Linked DNA regions of Mus musculus: region 2 is linked to region 1. The links are chromatin loops, found by intact Hi-C in ENCODE. Cell type or tissue: left cerebral cortex. All regions are shown on one strand.

Region 1 (8,000 bases):
GTCTGTGCCAATGAACAAACATTCAATAGCTACGTGAATAAAGAAGGTAGGGCACAGAGACACATGTACAGAAAAGCTGAGGTAGGGTGGGTGTGTACTCAGATAGAGTGGCACCTGCTACAGCTACACTGGAACTTTGACATATTTAGCATGTACAGCTGGGGATAGGGACTTGTCTGAAAGAAGGTTGCTGTAGGCAAGCAATCTCAGGCTGTAAACACCTGGGAAACATTCATGCACACAGGCACAGGCACGTGCATAAGCACACACTCAAAATAAAATACAAACTTTAAGACTGTCTTGTACTTTAAAGCCTTATTAAAATCATGGGACTTCAGTGCATCTTGACTCTCAACTTGGGCTTCCTTCTTCCATGTGTGAGCATCTTTCAAGGCTTCCCACATCTTTTGACTTCTTAAATAAATTCAATGTAATTAGTGCAGATGTTGACTATCGCAGTGAAATATGTAAAATGTAGTAGTGAATTGTGTGTAACTTTGAAAATAGTAATTAGATACAAAACCCTTTCAGAACTGCTGGCTATATTTTCTTTCCATCTCCTACTCTTTTATATATATATATATATTGTCAGGTCATTATCAATATTTCTCAAAACATAATTCCTAAAATTATGAAACTTAGACATTTCTCACTTTTTTCCTTTTGGTCTCCTGGTTTATCTATTCCGTCCTGATTGACTCCTCGTCCTCTTTCTAAGGTTTATTTCCAGAATGGATATGTGTTGCATGAGAAGGCCTGGTGGCCGTGGGGAGGGAGCAGGAGAAGGGACCGAGAAATACCCGGTCCTGCTGGCTTGGGTCCTGAAACCCTGACCAGGGGCAGCAAAGGAATGATAAAGAGGCAGTACAGACACATGCCCAGAAATCAGAGGTGAGGTGGGGTGTGTGCACTCGGATGGCATGGTGCCCACTACAGCCACACTCTGGAACTTCGGCATGTTCAGGATCATGTGCAGCTGGGGCCAGAAGCTTGATAGAAGGTCGCTGTAGGCAAGCAATCTCAAGCTGTAAACATCTGGGAAGGAAGAAGCTGCTGTTGCTCCTTTTGTGCACACTGATCAATCATCAAGAAAGAAGTCTTGCCACCTTGGAGCCTGGCCCACTAGGGAACAGCTTGCCAATGTCCCATGGCTCTAAAACCTCTGCACTTGTTATGGCTGTGCCCATGTCAACAATACACACTCAGTGGGGACTTCCCTCACTTGAGGATCCTATGATCCCTACAGAGAATCCTCTTCCTTAGCTGGTTTGCCTGCCCCAGAGCTGTTTCATGCCTCTGTCCTCAGTGCTGACTCTGAGCCTCTGTGTCAGGGATCATGAGGTAAGGAGCTGTGTGGAACAGCATTACCCACTTCTGGGCTTCACCACAGCCTGTGCTCTGAGACCACACCTAGACTAATTCCAGGTTTTAGTTTATCATCGTGACAACCGCTTCATCTTTTCAAACCCCCATTATCCTCATCTATGAAGAGGCTACGTGATTTTTGTGCTTGAGGGGAAACTGAGGTACTTTGTACTTTGGGTAAGAGGCTCTTTAGAAGATGTGTTAACACTGGACAGACAGATAGTATTACAGCAGTGCCTCTGAAGAAAATTCAGCCCTAGAATCATTCCCTCTCTCTCTCTCTCTCTCTCTCTCTCTCTCTCTCTCTCTCTCTCTGTGTGTGTGTGTGTGTGTGTGTGTGTGTGTGTGTGTGTAGGAAGTGAAGAGTAGGGGTACCTCTAGATGAAGCACACCCATTATACAGATGAAGGAACTGACACTGGTGTGTCAGTGATGTCCCCAGAGTGACACCCTGAGCTCTCTAAACTTCCCTGGGGAAGTAAGAGAGGAGTCTGCTGTTTTTAAGGGGTCTTGTCACCTAGAGGGTTTGTTGGCTGAGAATAGAGAAGAATAACAGAAGAAAGAAGAATACAGAAGAAAGAGGTTGCTACCATGGGCATGGTTGGAGCAGCAGTCTGGGATGGAACCTAGTCAAAGCCACAGCATCTTTCTCTGAGGACTGTTGTGTGGGTTAAGTGAGACAACCTTGTGCCCACTGGCTCATCCCACTGACATACCCTGGGGTGTGTTCAGGTATGCATAAACTATTTCATGAATTAATAATTCACGAGTATTACCTGAATGAGTCTTGGGATTTTCCTCCGAGCTCTAAAACTATCTGTAACTGGGACCCAATCTCGCAAAGAGGCTGAGAAGCTCACTCAACCTCTGCAGCTATTACGTGATAAAAATGATTGAAGCCAGTTGCCAACATAAAAGTGCCTATGTGTGGTTATTAATAATATTGAGCGGGACCCATTACAGAGAACCTGCAGCTTTTATGCTTCCATAATTTCAGCCATGCCATCATCCTCTGCAGAAAGAAGAATCGTCCCCTAACACAAATTCTCCCAGCTCTCTATTTTCCAATAAAGAGAATCCTGCCGATGATGAAAACAGTGACGGGCCTTTTCAAAGGCCCCACTCAAGATGCTGGGGGAGAACAGAACGAGCACCATTTACCTTGTCTGCTACAAATCATCACACACTTGACTGTTTCCAAGTTGAAGGCAGGATGTTTCATTAACAGAGACAGGAAGGGAGGTGAAGCTCTGTCAATTAAGGGCGGTTTCTGAAAAGGCTCTTTTTATTGTTATTATTTTTTTAATCTTAAAAGAAAACAGCAGGAGGAAAATAAACAACCGAAACATCTAAAAGGATGTCACTTATGCCCCTGGCCATGGCATTGACTGCTGTGTCTTATAAATAGAGAGCATTCTCAGAGAAAGTCTTCCACTCCAGAAACTCTTTCTTTCCTATCAGTTAGAGCCATGCTTCTTGTAATGTATCTTCCACAGGAAATGGTTATGGGCAGCTCTGGACCACTGCTTGTAGAAGTTTTGTGTTAAAATGTAATGTGACAGGCTCACAGCAATGACGCCCCTTGTGGCATCTGTTAATCAGAAACCAGCCCCCTAACACTGCCTGTGGTGATCGAAAAAAAATACTGAGATAAATACTAGTATATTTAGCACAGTGACAAACAATGTCAGTGTTTGGTTTGAAAGAAAAAGACGAAGAAGGGAAAATAACCACCCTTAAGAGTTACAGAGTTCCCCCCCCCCCTTGGCCATGAAGCAACCTGAGGAATTGAGAGTCCTTCACTAAAAACCTTAGTTAAATGTTTAAAACAGGAGCAGGGAAAGTCAAAGCATCCCTGTTTTATGAAGCCAGGGCTGGAGTTGATTCTACCCTAGAAGCTTTCGTTCTTTGACATATTAGTGGTTTACAGGATACTGTGAAGAGGGAAGGAGCGAGAGGCTTCATATGGGATGTCTTTTCCCAAGAGCATAGCCACTGAGCCACCACGTATAGAACTTCCTATAACATGCGATTCTTACATCCTCCAGACTGTTTCCTGAGAATGCCCAGAATTCAATACTCAAGGACCACTTGAAAGGCTTCCAGACGACTTAAGGTAACCGTGTCCCACCCTGAACCTGTGTCCAACAACCACAATTCTTGGTGATCCAGAGTGGCTTCTCTCTCACAACAGATAGATGCAGGATTACAATCATTGGCAATATCTGGGGCTTCAGGCATTGATCACATCCCCTGGAAAATGAGTAGGGAGAAGAAACTGACTGGACAAACGAAAAGATAAGCTACATTATCAACTCCCAGGTGCATTTCTGTCCTCCCAATCCTAATGCAAACCAGGCAATACACAGATCATCTTCTGGGAGAGGTGGAAGCAAGAAAGGGGTCTGGAAACAATTCAGAGCTCAGCAGCACTAATGCCTCTCGCTACAGCCTTGCTCAGGGCTGCTATGGGAAGGCTGGGTGTTACCACTCTCAGGATGTTGTGGGAACATCTCCATGGAGTCTCTTGCAATTACATCAGCCAGATAATACTGACCCTGTTTAACCCACGGAAGAGCTATGCAAGGTACAAGTAACAGCACATGCATACTTCACTTGGGAACTGCTTCTGGGAGCCAGAAAAGGGTCTAAGTTTTAGCAAGCAGAACAAAGAGGCAACATGGGCTCCTATCGCCCCCTATTGTTAGAAGCCTGTAAATCTGGGACATCGTGCATCCACCCAGAGTCAGCATCAGGTCCTGACTTCTCCTTTGGCTTTTGACTGCTGTCATCCCCTACTCACAACTGTTCTTGTTATTTTCACCCATACAGCTGATGGACTGGCCCACTGTCATTCTTTTGTTCTTTTAGACGAATGCATCGTGTTGTATGAGGTGTGGAGAAATGACTGAGCAGATAGCATAGCGGCCTGCTGTGGAGAGCCCTGCCAACTATCACAGTGGTCCAACCTGGGCATCTTGTGTCTCCCTGACAACAACCTGTATGGTCCAGCCTTCACTCCCAGCACTACAGCCCAGTGAGGAAGACACTGAAACCTGATCTAGGTGGAGACTCATGCCCATTCATACTGACTCACAAACACAATGCCCATTAAAAAAGAGACTGGGCTCCCATGCGACCCCAGCATATATCCTAGAAACAGAGTACAGAGCCCTCTTTATTCTTCTGCTCCTCTGTCCTCTGCCTGGCTCACAACAAGAAGTTAGCTGAAGCCTTTAAACTTAAATTACTCTCTAGTGTTATTGGTGGGAGGCTGTGGTGTTTATCAGTGTTATCTTGTATTGGCAGGATCCAGACACTGAAATGGTGGCTTTAGTTGCTGTTACAAGACAGCCCCATGCTCCTCATGGGGCAGAATTATGGAGTCTCTCTGGGTAAGGTCCTGTATGGTATGGGTTGTCTCATTAGATGAAATGACAGCCTAGTACCTCAGCCATGGGTAGGTGCGTGCTGAGTATGCTCCTGCCTCAGATTTGGATGGGTTTCTAACGCTTGTTTAAAGTGATACTGGTAAATTGTTTAGGTTTATATAGGATGCATCTTGTCTGTGACCATAGACTCAAGGGAAAACATACTTTCTTCATCCTAGGAAGCTCTTACAGATCCTCTTCTGAAGATACTTCTGTTCCTATCTGGGGGAGTTGATGGCTTTGCTCAGCATACTCCCTGTGTGGTCACCTTGTGCATACAGTCCTCCGTGTCCTGTAGCTCTGCCAGACTCATATGTTAAAGCCCTTTCCTTGTCTTTTTCTCCGTGGTGCTCACTAAGACTCATCAGTGAGAGGACCTTGCAGGAGAAGTGGAGAGTCTGAGTCAGCTCCCTGGACGGTTGTGGTCAGCTGAGAACACCCAGTAAGAATGCCTACAAGGCTCTGAGAAGCAGCCTGAGGAATCCTTGTATCATCACAGACAAGTACATATTTAGTAATACAAATATTTTGCTCATAATCTTTTAAACTTAGGGTTTTTCTTAATGTGTCTGGGTGCTTTGCCGACATTACCAGTTCACAGTCTGTGGGTCATGACCCCTTTGGTGGGTCACCTATCAGATATCCTTTATATGACATATTTATATAATGATTCATGAAGTAACAACAAAATAATTTTATGGTGGGGGGGTCATCACAACATGGGGAGCTGTATTAAAGGGTCACAGCACTAGGAAGGCTGAGAACCACTGGTCTAAATGCATCATGTAAGTACATTGCCCTCAGAGGCCAGTAGAAAGTAATGAATCCTCTGGAATGGGAGTCACAGATGGTTGTAAGACTCTCTGTGGGTGCTGGGAATCGAACACAGGTCCTCTCTGAGAGCAGCACATGTTCTTAACCACTGAGTCATCTCTCCAGCCCTTTGATCATTATTTATAGGCACTGTAGAATCCACACTGTTGATGCCAATCTGTCTAAACCTCACATTAGTCACATTTAATTCTGCCTAGAACAGCAGGTCATTAGGTATTTCTCCACTAGGTCTAAATTCCTCTATGGTTTGTCCCTGCGTGTTATTTTGACATCTTTAATATCAGTGTGCTCATGGTCTTCTGACACATTGCATTTCTACACAGGCACACATGGGGAAGCACACCCATGTGTCAGTCCAGGGGACCCTTCTGGAAACCTCTCTTTCAGGTCTGTGTTCACGTGCCACTGACACCTGTGGCACACCCATTAATGCACACTTTCTTGGGGGATATCATCAAGAGGAACATAGAGATGATCTGAGTACCGGCAACAAAATATCCAATTCCAGTAGACACCCAGTCACTTCCTAACCAAACCCAGTGACTTACCAGGGCTATAGGTGGCTCAGTGGCTAAAAGCAAGTACTGCTCTTGTAGAAGACCCAGGTTTAGCTCCTGTGTGATTTAAGCTCGAGTAGATCAAATAACACCCTCTCTGACCTTCACAGGCACACACACACACACACACACAACCACACATACAGAGGAGGGGGAGGAAGAGGGGAAGGGGGAGGGGGAGGATTAGGGCTAGGGGGAGGGGGAGGGGTGAGGGGGAGGGAGAGGGAGAGGAATTATTTTCTTCTTTCTTATCCAGGGTAGTACAGTCTTGCCGCTGTGGCTAATTACTCTCATTTGGGGATAGCCTGTTCTTTGAGGTTGTGCTCCTCCTGGGATCTTATCTTTATGCCTTCAGCACTGAAGGGGGATGAGACAGACTAGGTAGACACCCACTCCACGGCGATGCACATGCCTGTACAGAGTTAAGATGGAGACTGAGAAAGTTATGGAGGCAGGCACACAATGAAGGCAGAGGAGCCAGTCTTTCACCTCTATGTTACTCTGCTGGTAATTTTATGTCAACTTGACATAAACAAATGTCATCCGAGAGGAGGGAACCTCAATTAAGAAAAGGCCTTCATAAGATCAGAGGCAGGAAAACCTGTGAGGCATTTCTTAATTAGGATTGATGGGCTGAAGGGAGAGCATCCATACCATTCATTGTGGATGGTGCCATCCCTGGGCTGCTGGTCCTGGATGCTATAAGAACACAGCCTGAGCTAACTGTGGGGAGCAAGCCAGTAAACTGCACTCCTCCATGGCCTCTGCATCAGCTCCTGTCTCCAGGTACCTGCCCTGCTTGAGTCCCTGTCTTGACTTCCTTTATTGATCAACAGTGATATGGAAAAGTAAGTCAAATAAACCCTTCTTTCCCAACTTGCTTTCGGCCATGGTGTTCCATCACAGCAATAGAATCCCTAAGTAAGACAGTGACTCATGGGTCCACATGAGGAGGCGTCATCCCTTAGCATGCAACTTAGAAGAACTTGATATGTATTCTCTTACCTTTTTACTGACTCCGACTTCAGCCAAGCCTCAGTGGGCCTCTCACTATCCATAGAGGACGCCATGGCCAGGGACCCTTTAGACGATGACAGAGGGAAGGTAGGCCAAGCTCTCATTTTCAAATTTCTGCAAATTTCACCCTCCTAATGTAGGCTGCGGACCATTTCTCTTGAATTAACTGAACACATCTTATTTCAACAAGCATTACTATAATTCTTCTTGATGCCATGCAGTATAATGGTACATTAACATGATTTCAACTCTTCTTTTCATAATAATCATAGCTAATTATTCTTTTAAAAGGCAGTCATTTCATTTTTTTGAGCCTGTCTCCATTATGAAAGCTCTACAAGCTGACTAAGAAAGACCTTAGGAATTATACTGATAAGGCAAGAATCCCAATAGATTTTTTTCCCATTAATTAATTAATTTATTCACTCTACATCCTGATCTCAGCCCTCTTCCTCCGAGTCTGCCCCTCACATAGCCCCCCTTACCCACCCTCCCTTCTCATCTTATTAAGGGGAACCACCCCATACCCTAGCTACCCACCCACCATGGCACAGCAAGTCACTGCAGGACTAGGCACATCCTCTCCCACTGAGGCCAGACGGGCAGCTCAGTTAGAGGATCCAATAGATTCTTTCTGAACATGCTTTTATTGCTCTAGTGATTGAACCTAGGGTTCCAAGGATGCTAGGCAAGCACTTTTCACTTTTGATTTGGGACAAGTTCTCACTAAGTTGTCCAGGCTGGCCTTGAATTTACAGTCCTCTGCTTCAACCTCCCTCCTAGTTAGAGTTCTGCT
Region 2 (8,000 bases), 92 kb before region 1:
TGAAACCACAACCCTTGGAAACTAAATAAAATACTACTAAATTATCTGTAACTCTAAATTTTGTAACATACTACCATTAGGGAATTTGTCCACTCACCAAAATTATCATGAATATGAGCATAGATGTGATAAGAATATTTCATTATTATCACTTCAGTGAGGACTTTTATGGGGTGAAAGCCAGTCCTGAAAAGGTTTTAAAAAAAAAGTCACTCTCCGGTGAGAGGTGCTAGAGAGGGAAGGGCTCAAGTGTGCCCTGTTTTTCTGGTTCCAGTGAGGATGCTATTCCTGTTGTTATTACAAAAATCCCGACAAAGGCATATAAAAGAAGGGAGTACTTGCTTTGACTCATAGCGTGAGAATGTGGTCCATCATGTCAGGAAAAACATGGTGGCAGGAGCACAAGGCACATGGCACATGGCAACCACAGTCAGGAAGGAGAGAGAGAGAGAGAGAGAGAGAGAGAGAGAGAGAGAGAGAGAGAGAGAGAGATGCTCAGCTCACTTTCTCCTTTTTATTCAGCCTAGGGAATGAATGGTGCTGCCTATATTTAGGGTTAGTCTTCTCACCTCAGTTTCTCTAATCTAGAAACTTCCTGCAAAATGTGACCAGAAGTGTATCTCCTAGGTGTCCCTAATCCTATCAAGTTGACAGTACTGACTGATTCAGGTATATTTGATGTTACTGCATGATGTCTTCCACTGTATTCCAATACTTTCCCCTTTTTACTTTGAAGTAGTTATAAAGGTAGACTAGGGAATTATTTTTAAATTTCCTTCCCCCCCCCCCCCAATAACATGATCCAAAATTTCTAACAACTTTGACTCTCTCTATCGCATGAGAGGACAGAGTCAAATAAAGACAATGGGCATTTATGTAATCCTAGACTTGTTTTTAAAACATTGTATGCCTCCCCTTGTAGTGGTTAGAATGTGAAATGCCCTCATAGGCCATACATTTAATACCTTGGTACACAGTTGGTAATACTATTTGAGAAGATTTTGAAACCTTCAGGAATCATGGCATTGTTGGAGGAAATGTCACTTGGATGGCTTTTGAGTCTTGATAGCCTGGACACACTTTCTGTTCACTCCTGGCTTCCTGTGTGTGGATGAAAATGTGACCATCCACCGTCCTGCTCCTGATGGCATGCCACATCTTCTCAGCCACCAGCTGTGGGGCTGTGAAAGGCAGCCTGTTTTGGTTGAATGAGGCTTGCTCCAGAGATCCATTAGAAAACTCTACAAGGGACAGAACAGTGAGCCACGTTCCCAGAGACAGGTGCCTGACACCCCAGAGCCCCCAATCCCATAATTCTGTGACTATCAGTCACACAGACAAAGCCCTAAGCTCCTGGCATTCTAGCTAGGTTCCACCCTCACAGTTACCTGACTATAGCCAGGTGTTGTGGCCGCCAGCAGCTCGCAACGTGAACGGTTTAACTGAGAAGGCCGCTCGAGCTGTAAGAGAGGAATCTAGACGGGGTGGAAGAAAGAATGTAGCCAAGACAGTTACTCTGATCAAGGCTCAAATTTTATTGTTGCGACACTAGTTATGAAGGAAGGGGGAGGGGACCCGATTCCCGCCGAATAATCTCTGGTCCAGTAGAAAGGTGCACGGGTGTGGCTCCGCAGGTTCCAGCAGTGGGCGTGGCAGAACGAATGAGCAGGAAGCTCCACCCCTGAGCAAGCAGGTTTCAGGCTGGGGGAGGGGAGACTACAGCCAGGTATGCTCCTCCCCACAGTTACCCGGCTTTTTACTCTCATCTGTAGTCCTCCTTCTCTCCCTCCCTTCTCTCTTCTCTCCACATGGCCATGGCCAGTCTCCCTCTTTCTACCTTCTCTCTTTCTCCCTGTCTTTCTACAATAAAGCTCTAAAAACCATAGACTGTCTCTGCTCATCAAGCTTCCCGCCCCCCCCCCCCCCCCGCTTGAACGATGGGATAGGCTTTCCCTTAAAGAGCCTCATCTAGGCCTTCCTGTGCTCTAGCCACAGACAGAACCAATGATTCTCACCAGCATGGGAACCACACAGTGCCCCCTCTCTTCCTGCCCTCTCCTCTCTTTGGTCTCAACTCTTCCGTGGTGTCCAGCGGAATCTGGGGTTCCCTAGACTGAGAACCTATCTTTGGCCTCTAGAGGCCCAGAGACCTTGGACTGCTCCTTGTCCAACCCCAGAGGGCTGGAATCCATGGCTTCCCATAGCCTGACACCCACCTGTGGCCATGTGGAGAGCAGGCAGCAGTCCTCCACGTCCACCTGCCCAGAGCACTGGAACTCTAGCGGGATGCGGGTTTTCATTCCAGCAATAGAAAAGTAACCAGGATTCCTAATTTCCACCTTCTTCCTTCTGTCTTCTCCCATCTCTCCTCTTCTGCTTTAAATTGGGCTCTGTCTGTCTGTCTATGTATCCATGTATCTATCAATCATCTATGTATCTATCTATTTATCTATTATCTTCTTAGCTATGATCTATTACATATATCCATCTCATCTACCTATCATCTCTAACTATATATCATTTCTATCTATCTCATAAAGTTATCAATCCATCAGCTATCTCTTATCCACTATATATCATTTTATCAATCTATATCTATCATTCCTATTTGTCTATCCTCTCTCTCTCTCCCTCTTTCTCTCTCTCTCTCTCTCTCTCTCTCTCTCTCTCTCTCTCTCTCTCTCTCTCTCTCCTTTTCTCCCCTCTCTCCCTAATTAAAGCATCTCCAAAAGCAAGTCTCTACATCTGGTTCTTTTATAGCATTAGCTTGCTGGTGAGACTTTCTACCTCAACAATAAAGAGCTCCTTGCTCTTTCCCAAACTTATTCCACCCTGTCTGCACACACAATTCTTTGAATTGTCACTGCCATGGCTCCATCACATAGAAAGCCCACCAATTCTCTAGAAGCTGCTTCAAACACCATCTTTGCAATTCACTCCCAGTGGGACAAAATGGAAGACACCTCCTGCCCTATGCCATATGAAATCTGAACTATGCTTTGGAAACATGGTTCTGACATAGGTGTCCAGAGTGAGTGCCGGACAAGGGGCAGAAGGGAGGAGCCCAGGGTGTTAACATTCAGAAAACTTTACTTTTGAATGCCTGTGAGCTATATTTTCTCTCTCTCCAATTTTTCTGTCTTTTCTCTAGTCTTACACTTCAGTGGCACAGGTGTCCAGTAATTTTATTTCTTGATGGGAAAAAAAAGGAGTTCTAGCTGTTTGGTGAGGAGGCTGAGCCCTTGTAATGAAGATATAACCATAAGCTCCGTCTCTGGAGTTGAAAGTCTGCCGTGTAAACACGTCGGTGACTCAGACGCATTCAGTCTAGACAATTGCACTTCGCCATGTGATGATTCCATCTGAAAATAGGGTCAGTCAGGGAGAAAATGGACTTTGTGAGCCCAAACCAACAAGTCATTCATGGAAAGCTGCAATTTTCATTTTATCCCTGGGTTCTTGAATGAAGCCATCCATGTCTTTAAAGCTCTGGAGAATTCTTTCTCTACTGTGTCAGAGAAGACGTACTTTATAAGTGAATGAGTTTAGCAGGTGCCTGCCAGGCTCTTATTACACCTCAAGGTGTGTGGCAAGGTAGCCACATTTGAACCTCAGCAGACTCAGTGCATCCTTTGCTTTCTTCTCCCTGCCTCTTTCTCCACCTCCCGCTTTCCTAGTCCAAGTCAAGAATAATGAAAGCTTCCTTGGCAAGATAATTGCATTTAATGAACCAACCAAGGGGACAGTAGGTCTCTTCGGGGACTTGAATGAACTAACCTGTGCCCTTAGGTATAGGACGGAGGATTTCTTCCCTTATCCCTGACTCAAAGCAGAAAGATAAAGGTTCTTGTAGCCAAGACTGAAAAACTGAATTCAATACCCAGGGCCCACCTGGTGGAAGAGATCCAGAAACTTGTCCTTTACCTGCCACAAGAGTAAATCAGTAAATGTAACAATACAGCATCACTGATGTGGACAAAGGTAGATGTGCTAGGTGGGTTTTGTCAATTTGACACCAACAAGAGTCACCTGGATAGTGTGAACCTCCGCTGAGGAATTTTCTCCATCAAACTGGCATGTAGGTATGTGTTGACTGATGATCGATTTGGGAGGGCCCAATCCACTGTTTTGGATGGCACCCCTAGGCAGATGGTCCTGGGTTACAGAAGAAAGCAAATTGAGCAAGCCACAGTGGAGCCAGGAAGCAGCATTTCTCCAGAGTCTGCTTCAGTTCTTGTCCCGACTCCCCTCAATGGTAGATTATTACTCTGGCTATCCAACTAAAAGCCCCATTCTTTCCACTCACTTCCCCCTGCCAGATTTTGTGCAAATCCTGTGCCATGCACTGAAGTGGGGATGCTGCCAAGAGAACCTCAGTCAATCTTAGGAAGCTACTTCCAGGAGAGAGCCAAGAACACTAACCTTGTTCTACCCTGTTTCTTCAGACCATGATTTCCCCAAGTGTACCTCTCTCAATTGCAATCAAGTCTGGACCTAAGTTAGCCCAGAGTTGGGTGAACCTGAAACCTGAATCTTTGCATTCTTAGTAAACATGACCTCCTAATCAGCATTCAGAGCCACTAGGAGGTATTAAGAGTAGGGTCTTGTTGTTCCAACAGAAATAAAAGGACAAGCTTACTAATGGCATTGGAATTAAAGAGTGCTTGGTCATCATTGATTTTATTGAGGTTCATTGGTGTGCAAATGCCTGCTCTGAGGATAGCTGTTTCTCCAAGGTCATTGAGCTCATTCTAATATGTTGTAGCACAGGGAAATAGGTCTGCAGAGACCAGGCAACAGCTCTATCACTTTAAACAAGCATGTGTTTTCACATGCATACTTGTCAAGATAAACAGCTGGAATTTCTAAATATCAGACCATTTGAATGTCAAATTGGCTCAGGCTGAACTCAGATCTTTCAAGCACTAATGGCCTTGGGTCGCCCCCCTCCCCTTGCTGAAAAATACAATGAATTATTGATTCCCAAGAAATTCTCTTTAATAATTCAGGGATTGTGCTTTTGTCTTTGTATATTTTCAAACTGGCAGAATCTTACGGAAGTGTTTTTCAAATCAGTATCGAATCAATAATAAAATAAGTAGATTTTATGCTTTTCAGAAAAAGCCTGGTAGTACCAATTAAGAAATAGGACATTGTGGGTTCTGGGAAGACTGCTCAGTCTGCAAAGTTGCCATATAAGCACGGGGACCCCAAAACCCACATAGAAAAGCAAGGTGTGGTGGTACACACTCGCAACCCGAGAAATAGAGAGACAGAAAAGGGCAGATCCTTTGGACTTGCTGCCCAGCCAACCTCAACTACTTGGGGAGTTCCAGGTCAGTGATTTAGGATCAGATAGTTTTAGAGTTGCTAGCGCTGTGGTGAAACCATGACCATAAGCAACACGGGGAGCAAAGGGTTTATATCACACACACTTTCATACTAGAGTCCATCATCTAAAGCTGTGAGGGCAGGAACTCAGGCAGGGCAGGAACATGAAGATAAGAGCCATGGTTTAGAGGTACAGAGCCATGGTACAGAGGCCATGGTGAGTGCTCCTTACTGACTTGACCTCTGCCCCCATGGCTTTCTCATCCTGCCTTCTTAGAGTACTCAGGACCACCAGCCCGCAGGTGGCACCAACTACAGTGAGCAAGGCCCAACCATATTAATCAGCAATCAAGGAAATGCACTCCAGACTTGCTCCAAAGAAAATTATGTAGAAATATTTTCTTCATTGAGAGTCTCTCTTCCCAGGCTGTATCAAGTTGACAAAAAAAATCCAGCAAAGACATATAGATACATGTATGGATATGGATGGACACATAGACATAGTTACCATCTATGGAACAAGAGCTATAGATGTTCTCTGACATAGATATGTGCATGCAGACCCCCATACTCATGCACACACACATAAGCATGCATATACATACATGCAAGACATTTGACAACATAATTTCACTTTTGAATCAATTTAGTAACTCATGTATATCATCTCAGCACTTGAGAGGGTGAAGCAGGAAGATCCCAGCAAGCTTTGTCTAAACAGTGAGTGTGAGACCATTCTGAGCTACATTTCTGAAGGTATATTCTCCAGTAAATAATTCATATAGGCTGGAGTTGAAGTTCAGCTCACTGGCAGAGAGTTTGCCTAGCATGCAAGAAGCTTTAGATTCAATCCCCAGAGCCATACATAGAAAAGAGGTAGGGAGGAAAAAAGCAAGAAAGGAATGTGAAGTCGGGTATAGAAAGGGTTAATGTATTTTGCTGTCATGTCATAAACCACACTGTATTCTAGAGAAATGGAGAGAGAGAAAGGAAAGGAAAGGAAAGGAAAGGAAAGGAAAGGAAAGGAAAGGAAAGGAAAGGAAAGGAAAGGAGGAAAGAAGAAGGAAAGAAGGAAAGAAGGAAAGAAGAAAGGAAAGGAGGAAGGAAAGAAAAGTATAAGCACAAGTGGATGTGAACCATAAAACTAATTTAGTTACTATGCAACCCAGTTTCCTTACAGGTAAACTGAAGATTGGAGAAACCACTATAATTATAATCCAATCTTTTTTACATAACCAATGAACACCACTTCATTTGGCAGCATCTATACTTTCTTTCTCTCCATGAATGCTGAAGTAATCTGAGTATTCTGAAGTCAGAAGCCAAGATGGACCATTGACCTAGCAGACTCAAAGATATTTGTGACCTGTTCTGTGAAAACCCAGGTTGATGACAAAAGCGTGGGAGCAGTGAACATATTATGTGTTATCATTCAGCAAATGCAATTACTAGAAAGCAGATGGATGAAGCAGACTTGGGTTCCTGTGTGTGTGTGTGTGTGTGTGTGTGTGTGTGTGTGTGAGAGAGAGAGAGAGAGAGAGAGAGAGAGAGAGAGAGAGAGAGACAGAGACAGACAGAGACAGACAGAGACACACACAGAGACAGAGAGACAGAGACAGAAACAGAGAGACAGAGAAAGAGAGGAGAGAGGCAGACAGACAGACAGACAGGAGACAAACAGACAGACAGACAAAGATGAATACACATGACTGTGAAGAGGACAAGATTTCCTCTTCTATTTCTCTCTACTTTATTTGTGTTAGCGTCTCTCATTGAATCAGAAGCTTGTTAGTTCAGCTGGTTTGGATGGTCAGTGAGCTCCAAGGATCTACTTGTGTCTACCCCTGATGCTGATAATATAGACATATCCTGTCATGCCCAACTTTTATGTGGATGCTGGAGATTTGAACTCTGCACCTTATATTTGCACCAAAAGCATTCTTACCCACCAAGCTAACTTCCCAACTCCTTGGATTCCTTTCAGAAGGAATTTACATTTGAATATATTAGTCAACAAATTTTTGTTTAAAAAGTGAACCAGAAAGCAAATAGTTTTAGCTCTGAAATGTACAACTTTGTTCATTGCTACTGGGCTTGCCCACTTCTGCATGATGTGTAGGTGAAATCCCTGACCTGAGTGGAACCTGGCTCTACTCTTTTTTCTGGTTTGTAGCTCTCAGAATAACTGCAGATGTGCATGTATTCCAACATCCTGAGATAAAGAGAGGTTGTCTGGGCTCACCTTCCATCTGTCCCTCACAGAAGGCCCTGACATTCTTTGGTCCAGCCATCCAGGTAGTGCTTGGGATTTCAGAGCCCAGGGTGGGCTGATTCTGAGGGAAGCCAAGCTTCAGTGCAGAATGAGGCCTGGATACAGAAGACTTTAACCTTTGAGGGTTTCCCCATTATGAGTTTCAGGGAAGGAAGTGGTAAAGTAAGCAGAGTGGGGTTGAACTTGCTTTATGGAAACTAGCTTAATATAATACATTTTTAAAAATTCTGTGTTGCATTGAAATTTCACTCAGAGAAACAAACACTGGGTCAGATTTACCTGACTGGCCTGTAGGCTACAGTTTGCTGCCTCTCTATTCAATCTGCTCTAGCTATCTAGCAAATAAAAATGGAAGCACTGCCTATCTTAGTCCATTTTGACCCAACTGACATTTAAA

Evidence for each region. Hi-C counts contacts between places; a loop is a spot of excess contacts. Peaks named below come from ENCODE experiments on the same cell type or tissue, not always from the same donor. Only the 100,000 strongest peaks of a DNase experiment are listed, where the experiment ranks them.
Region 2: a loop joins it to region 1, with 2.1 times the contacts of the local background. A loop is called at or near these places in 3 of 42 quality-filtered maps.

The regions. Positions count from the first base shown.
Region 1 is chr9:111,935,843-111,943,842 of GRCm38, reverse strand. No RefSeq gene overlaps it. Among named protein-coding and RNA genes, the nearest start is that of 4930545L08Rik, 21 kb to the right of the region's middle. In left cerebral cortex, a CTCF peak has its summit at 4,060; a DNase peak (open chromatin) is centred at 4,055.
Region 2 is chr9:112,027,717-112,035,716 of GRCm38, reverse strand. No RefSeq gene overlaps it. Among named protein-coding and RNA genes, the nearest start is that of Gm39430, 54 kb to the right of the region's middle. In left cerebral cortex, no CTCF peak of the experiment used is centred here; a DNase peak (open chromatin) is centred at 4,337.